2 separate regions of the Homo sapiens genome follow, and region 2 is linked to region 1. A link is a loop called in an ENCODE intact Hi-C map of the cell type or tissue named here. Cell type or tissue: PC-9. All regions are shown on one strand. Each heading gives the region's core, and the rest is flanking DNA. Links, peaks and the distances in the headings are about the cores only. Region 1 overlaps ZDHHC19 (zDHHC palmitoyltransferase 19). Region 2 holds the start of LINC00885 (long intergenic non-protein coding RNA 885).

Region 1 (5,364 bases), core at 101-5,100:
GGAGTTGCTTGTTTGCTCCATGCTGGTTTCCTCACCTCAGAAACTAGAATAACAGTTCCATAGAGCAGTCGTGAGGATTGAAGGAGGCAGCCTGGACACTGAGCACAGGCCCTGGCCCAGGCAGGGCTCCATCGAGGGTTTGTTAGTACAGGAGTTCTGGCGAGCCCTCAGCCGCTGGGCTGCTTCCCTCCAGCCATTCCTCTGCATGCTAAGAACTAAAGAGAAGGGAGTCAGACCCAGATGGAGCATGGGTGTCAGGCACTGTGCCCAGCTGCCCATGAGAGCCAGCAAGGTGCCTGTGTCCTTTGAGGTACTAGGATTCTGGGCCCTGGATCCTGCAGTGCGGTGACCTCCCCTTCCCCCATCTGTCCCTGCCCTGCTCCACCCTCAGCCACCTGCAGGGCCCCCACCCAAGGGTCAGGGCAGAGCAGGGCAGAGCAGGGCAGAGCAGGGCAGGGCTGAGTGGGAGGCAGCGGAGGGGGTCATTATCACCGGCAGCACAGGGCTGAAGAGAGTTAAACCTTCTTATCAGTTCCCTGGGCCTGTGCCCAGCCCAGCCCAGCTCTGAGGCACAGGGGCTGGAGAGCAGAGCCCTGGGGTTGCCAGCCAAGCCTGTCTCCTCTGGAATGGCCCAGGACCAGGGATGGGGCAGCGGCCTGGGAACCCGAGAGTCACCAGACTGGCTGCACCGTGTGATCTGATGCAACCACTTCCCTCTCCGGGCCCCAGAGTCCCTGCTTATGAAATTGGGGGTCGGGGGCAGCTGGATGAGGCAGCCCGGGTCCCTTCCTCTCCTAGAGAGTTAGGATCCTGTGATCCCTGGGAGGTGGCTATGACTGTCAGTCCTACAGACGAGGAAGCTGAGGCTACGCACAGGACAGTGACTTCTCCACAGCACACTAGTTGGGCACAGAGAGGAATGATGGGGCTGAGCCCCACCCCACATGCCCATGAAGCTTGTGAGCCTTCCAGAAGGCCCATGGAGGAAAGGCGTGGAGATGGGAGGTCGCTGCCCTGGGCACCCCATCCCAGGGTCTAACCCCTTTCTTCAGGTCCTAGGGGCCAGCTGGGGACCTCTCAGAGGAGCCCTAGACAGTCAGGCACCTGGCGGCTTTGCAGGCCTGGGGTCACTCCTTGGCTCCAGCCCACAGAAGGCAGAGATGGCAGGGCTTCCTGGGCGTATAGACAGTAGGCCCTGTAACTGGGCTCTGATAACACCCCTCCCCTTATCAGTGGGTCAAGGACTGGGTGGGGTGCATCTGAGAATCAAGGGTACATTCCACAGAAACAAGGAAGGGGCAGAAAGGAAAAGTGGGTGCAGCTGAACCGAGGCCTCTCAGCCCGGCTGCAAAGAATCCCGGAGGGGTCCCCTGGCTTAGGGGGGAGAGTGTGGAGTGGTGGGGAGTCAAAGGAAGGGACAGTCTAAGTCTCACTTAACCCTCCAGGAGCCAAGGGGCCTGATCCAAGTGACTTTCCTGAAGAAACCTTAGAAATCCTAGGCTGGGGCCGGGCGCCGTGGCTTATGCCTGTATTCCCAGCCCTTTGGGAGGCTGAGGTGGGCTTATCACTTGAACCCAGGAGTTTGAGACCAGCTTGGCTAACATGGTGAAACTCTGTCTCTACTACAACTACAAAAATTAGCTGGATATGGTGGTGCACACCTGTAATTCCAGCTACTCAGGAAGCTGAGGCACGAGAATCAGTTGAATCCAGGAGGAGGAGGCTGCGGTGAGCCGAGATCGCACCACTGCACTCCAGCCTGGGCGACAGAGCAAGACTCCGTCTCCAAAAAAAAAAAAAGAAATCCCAGGCTGGGAGGGACAGAGAGACCTAGAATCCACATTTAGAGCAGGAGGCCATTGCCCTCAGAGGGTTCATGGTCTCCTTTGACACTATGAGGAAAATTATGTCTGCCCAGTGGGGAAATTGAGGCCCAGCGTGTGAGGGGAAATGACTCACAGCTGGCTTAAGGCTTGAAAGGCCCCTGCCTGAGGCTGAGTGTGTCCCCTGCATACCTGGAGGCGAGGACCAGTAGGTGCCGTCCTGAACTAAGGGACAGGGTGGCAGAGGAAGGTCAGGGCCTCCCCAGATACTGGGCCTGGGCTTCTTTGCCCCTGTGGGCTGGGACTCCAGGCAGGCACCACTTCTTCAACCAGCCAGTTCCATAATTCACATCCCGGCCTTGGCCCAGGCTCCTGGACCCCCTCCCCCGTGGCCCATGCCAGGCAGGTGGGTGAGGCTGGGCCTGCACAGGGAAGGGTCTGAAGCCTGCAGGGTCGGTTGTGGCAGGACCCATTGGGCTGGAGATCTGGAGGGACGTCCTGCATCACCAGCGGTAGAGAGGACAGGGGCTGGGCCAGCGTCCCCCTGAGAATGCGCTCACACCCCAGCACACAGACACACACACCTCCGCGGCACCTGGGGGTGGCTCATCTGAACCCTTGGGTGACATCCTTCTGCCCCCACCCTCCTCCACACCCTGGTTTCACCCGGATACGAAGGTGGCAGGAAGCAAACAGTGTGACTTGGGCCCATTTTGACGCTCCAGGTGGCAGAATCACTGGAACACCTGATAAAAATTCCCACCCTCCCCTGACACGGAAAGGCTGAGCCAGAAGAGCCTGGCAGAAGGGACTTCCCTGAAGAAAGGGGCCCAGGTCAGTCTCGAAGGTGGTCCTTGGAGAAGCTCTGGGTGGTGTGTCAGCTGCGTGGTGGAGAAAATCATCATGATGACACTGACCGCGCTCACTGTGTGCCTACCGTGTACCTGTGTCCCGATGTTTTGCATGAAACACCTCATTCCGGCCTCTGCCAGCCTTCCAGAAAGATGCATTATTCCCAGTCCCACGGTCACATTCTGGCCGCTAGCAGAGCCACAGTTAGATGTGTCCCCCCGACCCCCCCAACCCCAGGGGCCTGAAGACTTGTGGGGCCTGGGACCACCCCAGGGGCAAGACCAGAACCAGCTCCTGACCTCCCACCAGGAAAGAGGGACCAGGGTGAGACACAGCTGCAGGAAAGATGCAAGGCTGGGCCGTGGTGGAGAACGCCCCCACCCCTCCACTTCCCCAGGACGCGGCAGGCAGGAGGGGGCCACTCCCAGCCTCAGGGCCCCAGAAATGGTAAGGCCAGCCCTAACCCCACCCCAGAGGCTCCAGAGAGGCAGGGCTGGACCAGGCCAGGCCTGGTGAATCCCTGGGCTGCGAGCGCCCCCTGCAGCCAGACAAAGGTGTGGCCGGGCAGAGGCCAGGTGCTCCCCAACCTCGGACACCCCGACATTGGTGGATTTTCCTCTTCCATCATCTCCAGCCCTAGCTGGGAGCTAGGCCAGTCAACTGCTGCAATTATTATTATTATTATTATTGTCTGTTGTTGTTGTTGCCCTTTTTTTTTTTTTGAGACAGAGTCTCACTCTGTCACCCAGGCTGGAGTGCAATGGTGTGGTCTTGGCTCACTGCATCCTCCAACTGCCGGGTTCAAGCAATTCTCCTGCCTCAGCCTCCCTAGTAGCTGGGACTACAGGCATGTACCACCAAGCCCAGCTAGTTTCTGTATTTTTTACTAGAGACAGGGTTTCACTATGTTGGCCAGGCTGGTCTCGAACTCCTGACCTCAGGTGGCCTCCGGCCTCCCAAAGTGCTGGGATTACAGGCGTGAGCCACCACGCCCAGCCTATTGTTGCCCAATTTTAAGGAGGAGAGAAATGTTAGGTGTCTTGTCCAAGGTCACAGAGCCAGGTGGTGTCAGGTCCTGAACTCAGGCCTCCACAGATCCTGGGTCCTCCATCCCGGAAGGTCTTTGTCCCGGCCCATTAGAGCCTCCTCCAAGCCCTCACCCAGGACGGACATGCGCAGCGTGACAGTTGTAAGAGGCAGGCAAGAGTATTTAATGGGCATTGAGGGTCTTGGCAGTCCCACCAGGGGAGTGGGCAAAGGGCAAGGCACAGAAAGGCTTCCACTCAGGGCTCAGGAAGTGGGAGGTAAGGAGGCAGGTTCAGGAGGCGGGTTCAGGAGGCGGGTTCGGAGGTGAGCTCAGGTGCTGGTGCTGTGGGCATCTCCGGGTGCACAGGGGCGAGAGGAAGGCCGAACCTCGCCTGGGGGCTCCTGCAGCAGCAGGGGCAGCACTGGGCCCGTGTGGAACTAAACACAGAACAGGGGCATGAGTGCTCTCAACAAGACCCCGCCCCGCAGCTCGTGCCAGGTCTCCTGCTCCTGGAGGCAAAGGGAGCGGGCTGGCCCCACAGAATGTGCTGCAGAGGCCCCGGGGCGCAGGGGTTGCCCAGCCCCACGGTGGCCTCCTGATGCTCCACCTCCATGTCTCACGGGGCTTCGAGTCAATGTTTCCTTTAAATAAAAGAGTCTCCCGCCACCCGCACCCCCTGGCCAAATTATAAACCACGAGACTCATCTCAGTCCTGCGAGTAGGTGACTGGCCTGAGGCCCATCAGCACATGTAGTGGGGGAGTCATCCTCCATTTGTCTTTGTGACTCCAGGGACTCCTGGGTGTATTCTAGAGGCCTGGGCCCTGCTTCCAACGCCCCTCCAGTGTAGAACCCTCCTCCCCCCAAGCTCGGAGCGCTCCAGCTTCAGGGTCAGCCAAACCTCAGGGGCCTCCCCCCACACCCTCACAACCTGCAGACACCCCCCTCCCGACACGCACAGACACCCACGCACACACACGCTTCTTACCTCCTGGAGAGCTGCAGCCTCACCACGCCCCGGGGGTCCCTTCCCTGCTTTGTAGGGACCCAGAGGTTGGGGCTGGGGGGTTGAGAGCAGAGGGGGACATTGGAGGGTGCAGATTCGGCATGGATGTCCAGTCAGGCCCCACCACTCTCTGCAGCTGGACAGCTTCAGCCATGTACCTGGGGAGCAGCAGGCCAGATGCAGGGGCCACCGTCCTCCCTGGTCCGGCTCCCCTGCCCGCCTCAGCTTGGGAAGCACACGGCCCAGGGCTTAGCTCTGCAGGAAGCTGAGGCCAGCCTCATCCAGGATGCAGCAGCCCTGTATGCCATAGTGGGGCAGGAACACACAGAGCCAAGGACGTAGGGAGGCCCCAGAGCTCCCAGTGCCCTGGAGAAAACCCCAGAGGAGCAGGAACAGTGAGTGTAAGGGCCTGGGGCTGTGGTAAGGAGCCAGGGTGAACCCACCTCTGCCCCACCCCCAGGGTTCACCAGTTGGGCCTCTGGCTTGCCAACTCACTTGGGTCCCAGTGGTGCACAAATTGTTAAATACCAGTTGCTGGCACAGCCCTGGTCGAAGGGGTTGTATCCCTGAAGGTGTCTGCACTGGTCGGGGATGGAAACCGGAAGAGGAGCTCAGAACCAGCAGGAATGGCTGGGCCATCGCCCAGTGGCCCTCCCT
Region 2 (5,364 bases), core at 59-5,058, 53 kb before region 1:
CCCATTTCTACTAAAAATACAAAAAACTAGCCTGGCATCATGTCATGCGTCTGTAATCCCAGCTACTTGGGAGACTGAGGCAGGGGAATCGCTTGAACCCGGGAGGCAGAGGTTGCAGTGAACCGAGATCACACCACTGCACTCCAGCCTGGGCAACAAGAGCAAAACTCCATCTCAAAAAAAAAAAAACAAAACAAAAACACTCAGACATCAGGCTGGCCGCCGTGGCTCATGCCTACAATCCCAGCACTTTGGGAGGCCGAGGCAGGGAGGATCCCTTAAGCCCAGGAGTTCAAGATCAGCCTGGGCAACACGGCGAGGCCCCGTCTCTACTAAAAATACAACAAAATTAGCTAGGTGCAGTGGTGCTTGTGGTGGTCTCAGCTACTTGGGAGGCTGAGGTGGGAGGATCACTTGAGCCCAGAAGGCAGACAGAGGTTGCAGCACTGCACTCCAGCCTCGGTGACAGAGTGTGACTCCAAGTCACAGGAAAACCCAACAAAACACAGACGCCGCCCCCACCTGCTTTGCCCGACTCTGCAGAGTCCCACCCGGATGATCTGGGGGAGGGAAGGAGTTTGTCTTTTTCGAAGCCCTCTGTGGTTTTCGGATGAGCGGATTTAGGGACAGTCTGCACATGTCTTTCACTCCTGCTATGGACCCCAGAACCCACCACAGTGCCTGGCTAAATTGCACGTGCTTAAATAAATATGGAACAAATGAACCAACTGACCTCTTTTGATGTTCCCAGCCATTCTGTGAGGCAGAGGATCAAATGGGTATTATTGTCCCCATTTGACAGAGGCCCAGAGAGGTGACAGGAATTCCCCAAGGTCACAGATGGAGGGGCCCGAGGCTGCCTCCCACTACCAGGCTGATTTCCAGAGGCTTAAGGTGGGGGCTGAGTTTAAGGAGGGGAAAAAGAAAAACACATCCCCTTACCTAGTGGGTAGAGAGGAGTAGGGGCAAGGGAGAGAAAAGAGGAAACGAAAGAAGAGGGGAAAGAGGAAAGAAGAAGGGGAAGGTTAGAGATGCCTAAAAGCATGGAACTGGAGGAAAGACATCAAAATAACAAAGAGCAAGACTAGCCGCGTGGTGGCTCACGCCCGTAATCCCAGCACTTTGGGAGGCCAAGGTGGGCAGATCATTTAAGGTCATGAGTTCAAGACCAGCCTAGCCAACATGGTGAAACCCTGTTTCTACTAACAATACAAAAAAATTAGCTGGGCGTGGTGGTACATGCCTGTTATCCCAGCTACTCGGGAGAGTGAGGCAGGAGATTCACTTGACCCTGGGAGGCAGAGTTTGCAGTGAGCCGAGATCATGCCACTGTACTCCAGCCTGGGTGACAGAGTGAGAGTCCTTCGAAAGAGAGAGAGAGAGAAAGAGAGAGAGAGAGGAAAGAAGGAAGGAAGGAAAGAAAAGAGAGAGAGAGAGGGAGGGAGGGAAGGGAGGGAAATGAGGGAAGCTAAGAGGGGGTTGGGCTGCAAATCCTATCTCTGGGCAGCGGGTCTGGGCCCCTCGTCCCTGCAGCAGGTCTGGGCCCCTCGTCCCTGCAGCGGGTCTGGGCCCCTCGTCCCTGCAGCGGGTCTGGGCCCCTCGTCCCTGCAGCAGGTCTGGGCCACTCTTCCCTGAGTTTGATGCTTGGTTTGGAGTCAGGGCTCTGAGCCCAGAGTCCCTGTGGAAAACACATCCCTCCACTGACTATGGCCTCTGTCCCACAACCTCCCCCCTCCCCAGGCCTGTGTGTGTTTAGACAGCTTGCCCTGCATTTTTAGAACAATTTTTAACTTGTAGGCTGTACCTGCGGAACCAGAATGTCTGGCCAAGACCTGTTACCTAACAGCCTCAGACCATTTGGGTGCCAACAGCAACTGCAGCTCTGGCCCAAGCCAGGTGTGGGCTGACCTAGCCAGGGAGCGGGGAAGTGAAAGGAATGGGTCCCTTCCCACTCAGAGGGCGGAGCCCCCACTTCTGGTGAGAGAAAGCTGAGCAGAATGGATCTAATCTGATTCCTCCACCCAGAAGCCCTTAAAATGCAGCTTTGTTTTAAGCCTTCTTGAAGATTTGGGCTAGATCTAGAAAAGAACCTCACCACGGAGGATGTGCAAAGTACAACACGTGACCCCGGAGACGGAAGCTCTTCTCTACCTCCGTAAAGATGATCTCTGATGAACAGACATGATCATGCCTGGAGAACAGGGATGGACAGTCCCGCTTCTGAAAGACCCTGTCTGGCTGATGATTCATGGTGCGCCGGGCAGACCCCAGGCCAAGAGACCCCACCCACAGTACCTGAGTGCTCAGCTGGGAACCAGACCAGACCTCAAAACAGGTTTGCAGAATTAAGATGAGGAGCTGAGCTCAACACAGCCTCCGCAGCTCCCCAGGGCGGGCCTGAGCCGAGGGAGAGCCCATGGCCATCAGGGTGCTGGAATGCATGTCACACTGCATTACGTGCATTACGATCCACGCTGCAATGACAGCCCAGAGCGTGGAGAACCCAGAGAGGGTGGGGAGATGGAATCCCGGCGAGCCAGCGCTGGCAGGGACCACGGGGAGCAGCTGGTCCAGCCGCCGGTTTTCCAAGAGAGAAGACTAAGAAGTGAGTCACTTGCCCACAGCCACAGAGAGAAGGAGGGCAACGAGGCCGGCAGGTCAGCAGCGAGCAGTTAGTTCAAGGCCTTGAGGGCTTCCACTAACTTTGAAGGGCGAGGATGGGCGGAGCTCTGGAGGCCGCCGGGGTAGGTTCGAGGGGAGTGTTCAAGAAGCCTCTTTTTTTTTTTTTTTTTTTTTTTTTTTTTTTTTTTTGAGACGGAGTCTTGCTCTGTCACCCAGGCTGGAGTGCTGTGGCGTGATATCGGCTCACTGCAACCCCCACCTCCCAGGTTCAAGAAATTCTCTTGCATCAGCCTCCGGAGTAGCTGGGATTACAGACACCCGCCACCACACCCGGCTAATTGTTGTATTTTTAGTAGAGACGGGGTTTCACCATGTTGGATAGGCTGGTCTCAAACTCTTGACCTCAGGTGATCCACCCGCCTTGGCCTCCCAAAGTGTTGGGATTACAGGCCTGAGCCACCACAACAAGCCAAGAAGCCCTTTTTGTAGAGTTCTAATCCTGGGTCTGCGGCTGAGCCATGGTTGTGTTCACAAAGCAGAGCAATCAACCGGGCATAGGGATGGACCTCCTGGGGCCAAAATGGCGGCTGACATCTCCACCCTGACCTTTCTTCTCAGGTTCCCAAGGTTACCACCCAACCCTGCCAACTTTCGCACCCCGCAAGGAGCAAGACCCCGCCCGCTCACCACCTGCCTGTGCAGCCAACGGGCCTCGCTGAGCTGCCCTGGGCCGCTCCCTCCATTCACACAGTTGGCCCTCCCTCTCCCTGCCTCCCTTCGCCTACCCCACGAACTACTTCATCCCTCTGGGCCGGCACTGTAGAAGCCCCATTGTTCACATCGACCTCCCAATTATCTCCTCTTTCCCTCTCCCTCTGCTCCTGCCCAGACCAGCCCCCCAGCATTGACCTGGATGCCTGCCACAGCCTCCTCCCTGGTCTCCGGCCTCCCACCTCTGCTCCTCGGTCTCCTCTACCCAGCCAGTAACTGCAGAGAGCACTAAAGCACAGTCCTGGCATCTCACCCCCTTAACCCTGGCCACGGCTTCCCAGTGCCTCCAAGATAAAGCACCAACACCTGAGGACAGCAGGTGAGTCCTCCCGGAGCTAGCTCTCCCCCACCTTCCTGTCACCCTCTGCCCCAGGCTCTGCCCGTGCTGCTGCCCCCTGAACCCACACTTCCGTCTTTTGCTTTCCCTTTCCCTGGGATGCTCTTATACCCCCTGGCCCCCTGGGATATCTTCTCATCTGTTAAGTCTCAACCCAGAGCTGCTTCCTCTGGGAAACCCTCATTGGTCTCCTCGGGCAGAGGCTGGTGTTTTTCTCTCATGCGTCCTCGGGCAGAGGCTGGTGTTTTTCTCTCATGCGTCCTCGGGCAGAGGCTGGTGTTTTTCTCTCATATGCCTGCAACAGCCTGGGATTTCCTCTCTCAGCGCTTTTTTTTTTTTTAATCAAAAAAATTTCGACGGGGAGACAGGATCTCACTATGTTACCCAGGCTGGTTGTGAACTCCTAGCCTCAGGTGATCCTCCTGCCTCGGCCTCCCAAAGTGCTGGGACGACAGGCATGAGCCACCGTGTCTGGCCCTCTCAGCACTCGCTACCGAGGGTGTTCTAATACTTCATTCGCCTGCTGTGGGAGGCAGCCTCTAAGATGACGCTCAGTGATCCCTGCCTCTTGGTATTTCCTGTGTAAAACCGTCCCCTTGAATGTGGGCTGGGCTAATTGACTCACTTTTTAATTTATTTTTCAGAGACAGTTTTAAATTTATTTTTCATTCTATTGCCCAGGCTGGAGCACAGTGGCATAATCATAGCTCACTGCAGCCTCAAACTCCCGGGCTCAAGTGATTGCCCACCTTAGCCTCCCTAGTAGCCAGGAATCCAGGCGCACACCACCACGCCTGGCTCTGATTGACAGACGCACACCACCACACCTGGCTCTGATTGACAGGCACACACCACCACACCTGGCTCTGATTGACAGGCACACACCACCACACCTGGCTCTGATTGACAGGCGCACACCACCACGCCTGGCTCTGATTGACAGGCACACACCACCACAGCTGGCTCTGATTGACAGGCACACACCACCACGCCTGGCTCTGACTGACAGGCGCACACCACCACGCCTGGCTCTGACTGACAGGCGCACACCACCACGCCTGGCTCTGACTGACAGGCGCACACCACCACGCCTGGCTCTGACTGACAGGCGCACACCACCACGCCTGGCTCTGATTGACAGGCACACACCACCACAGCTGGCTCTGATTGACAGGCACACACCACCACGCCTGGCTCTGACTGACAGGCGCACACCACCACGCCTGGCTCTGATTGATTCACTTCAAACCAGGAGAATCTGTAACTGCCCATGTGCTCTTCTTGCCCAATGCCCAGTTAGAGCTGATTTATTACAACAGGGGAATTGCAATAGAGAAAGAGTTTAATACACGTAGAGCCAGCGAAATGGGAGACCAGAGTTTTATTATTACTCAAATCAGCCTGCCCCAAAATTCAGAGGCGAAGGTCTCTTAAGGAGAGTTTGGTGGGCAGGGAGCTATGGGACGTGTGCTGCTGATCAGCTGGGGGGGCAATCACGGGGGTGTGGAAATTGGCCCTTGTGCTCTGAGGCAGCCTCTGGGTAGTGGCCACAGAGGAGCTGCTGGTTTGGGTGGGGCCTTCCGGTCATCAGTAACCTGAAACCCTGAAAAGAGATCTCAAAAGGCCAATCTTAG

What was found. A loop is a pair of places that touch in the nucleus more often than their neighbours do. Peaks named below come from ENCODE experiments on the same cell type or tissue, not always from the same donor. Only the 100,000 strongest peaks of a DNase experiment are listed, where the experiment ranks them.
Region 2: a loop joins it to region 1, with 4 times the contacts of the local background. A loop is called at or near these places in 5 of 110 quality-filtered maps.

Annotation. Positions count from the first base shown.
Region 1 is chr3:196,193,587-196,198,950 of GRCh38, forward strand. It overlaps ZDHHC19 (zDHHC palmitoyltransferase 19), which reads right to left. Exons shown (of 8, transcript NM_001039617.2): 6 at 5,203-5,288; 7 at 4,690-4,865; 8 at 3,866-4,139. The coding sequence ends at 4,709. Among named protein-coding and RNA genes, the nearest start is that of ZDHHC19, 15 kb to the right of the region's middle. RefSeq lists a cis regulatory region at 201-860 and enhancers at 473-602, 663-792, 2,916-2,985, 3,016-3,115, 4,502-5,364. In PC-9, for the core only: CTCF peaks have their summits at 3,206 (motif pointing left) and 3,406; a DNase peak (open chromatin) is centred at 595.
Region 2 is chr3:196,140,666-196,146,029 of GRCh38, forward strand. It overlaps LINC00885 (long intergenic non-protein coding RNA 885), which reads left to right and starts at 1,971. Exons shown (of 3, transcript NR_034088.1): 1 at 1,971-2,335; 2 at 3,241-3,712. In PC-9, for the core only: a CTCF peak has its summit at 2,322; DNase peaks (open chromatin) are centred at 1,836 and 2,646; H3K4me3 peaks cover 1,382 bases; H3K27ac peaks cover 2,778 bases.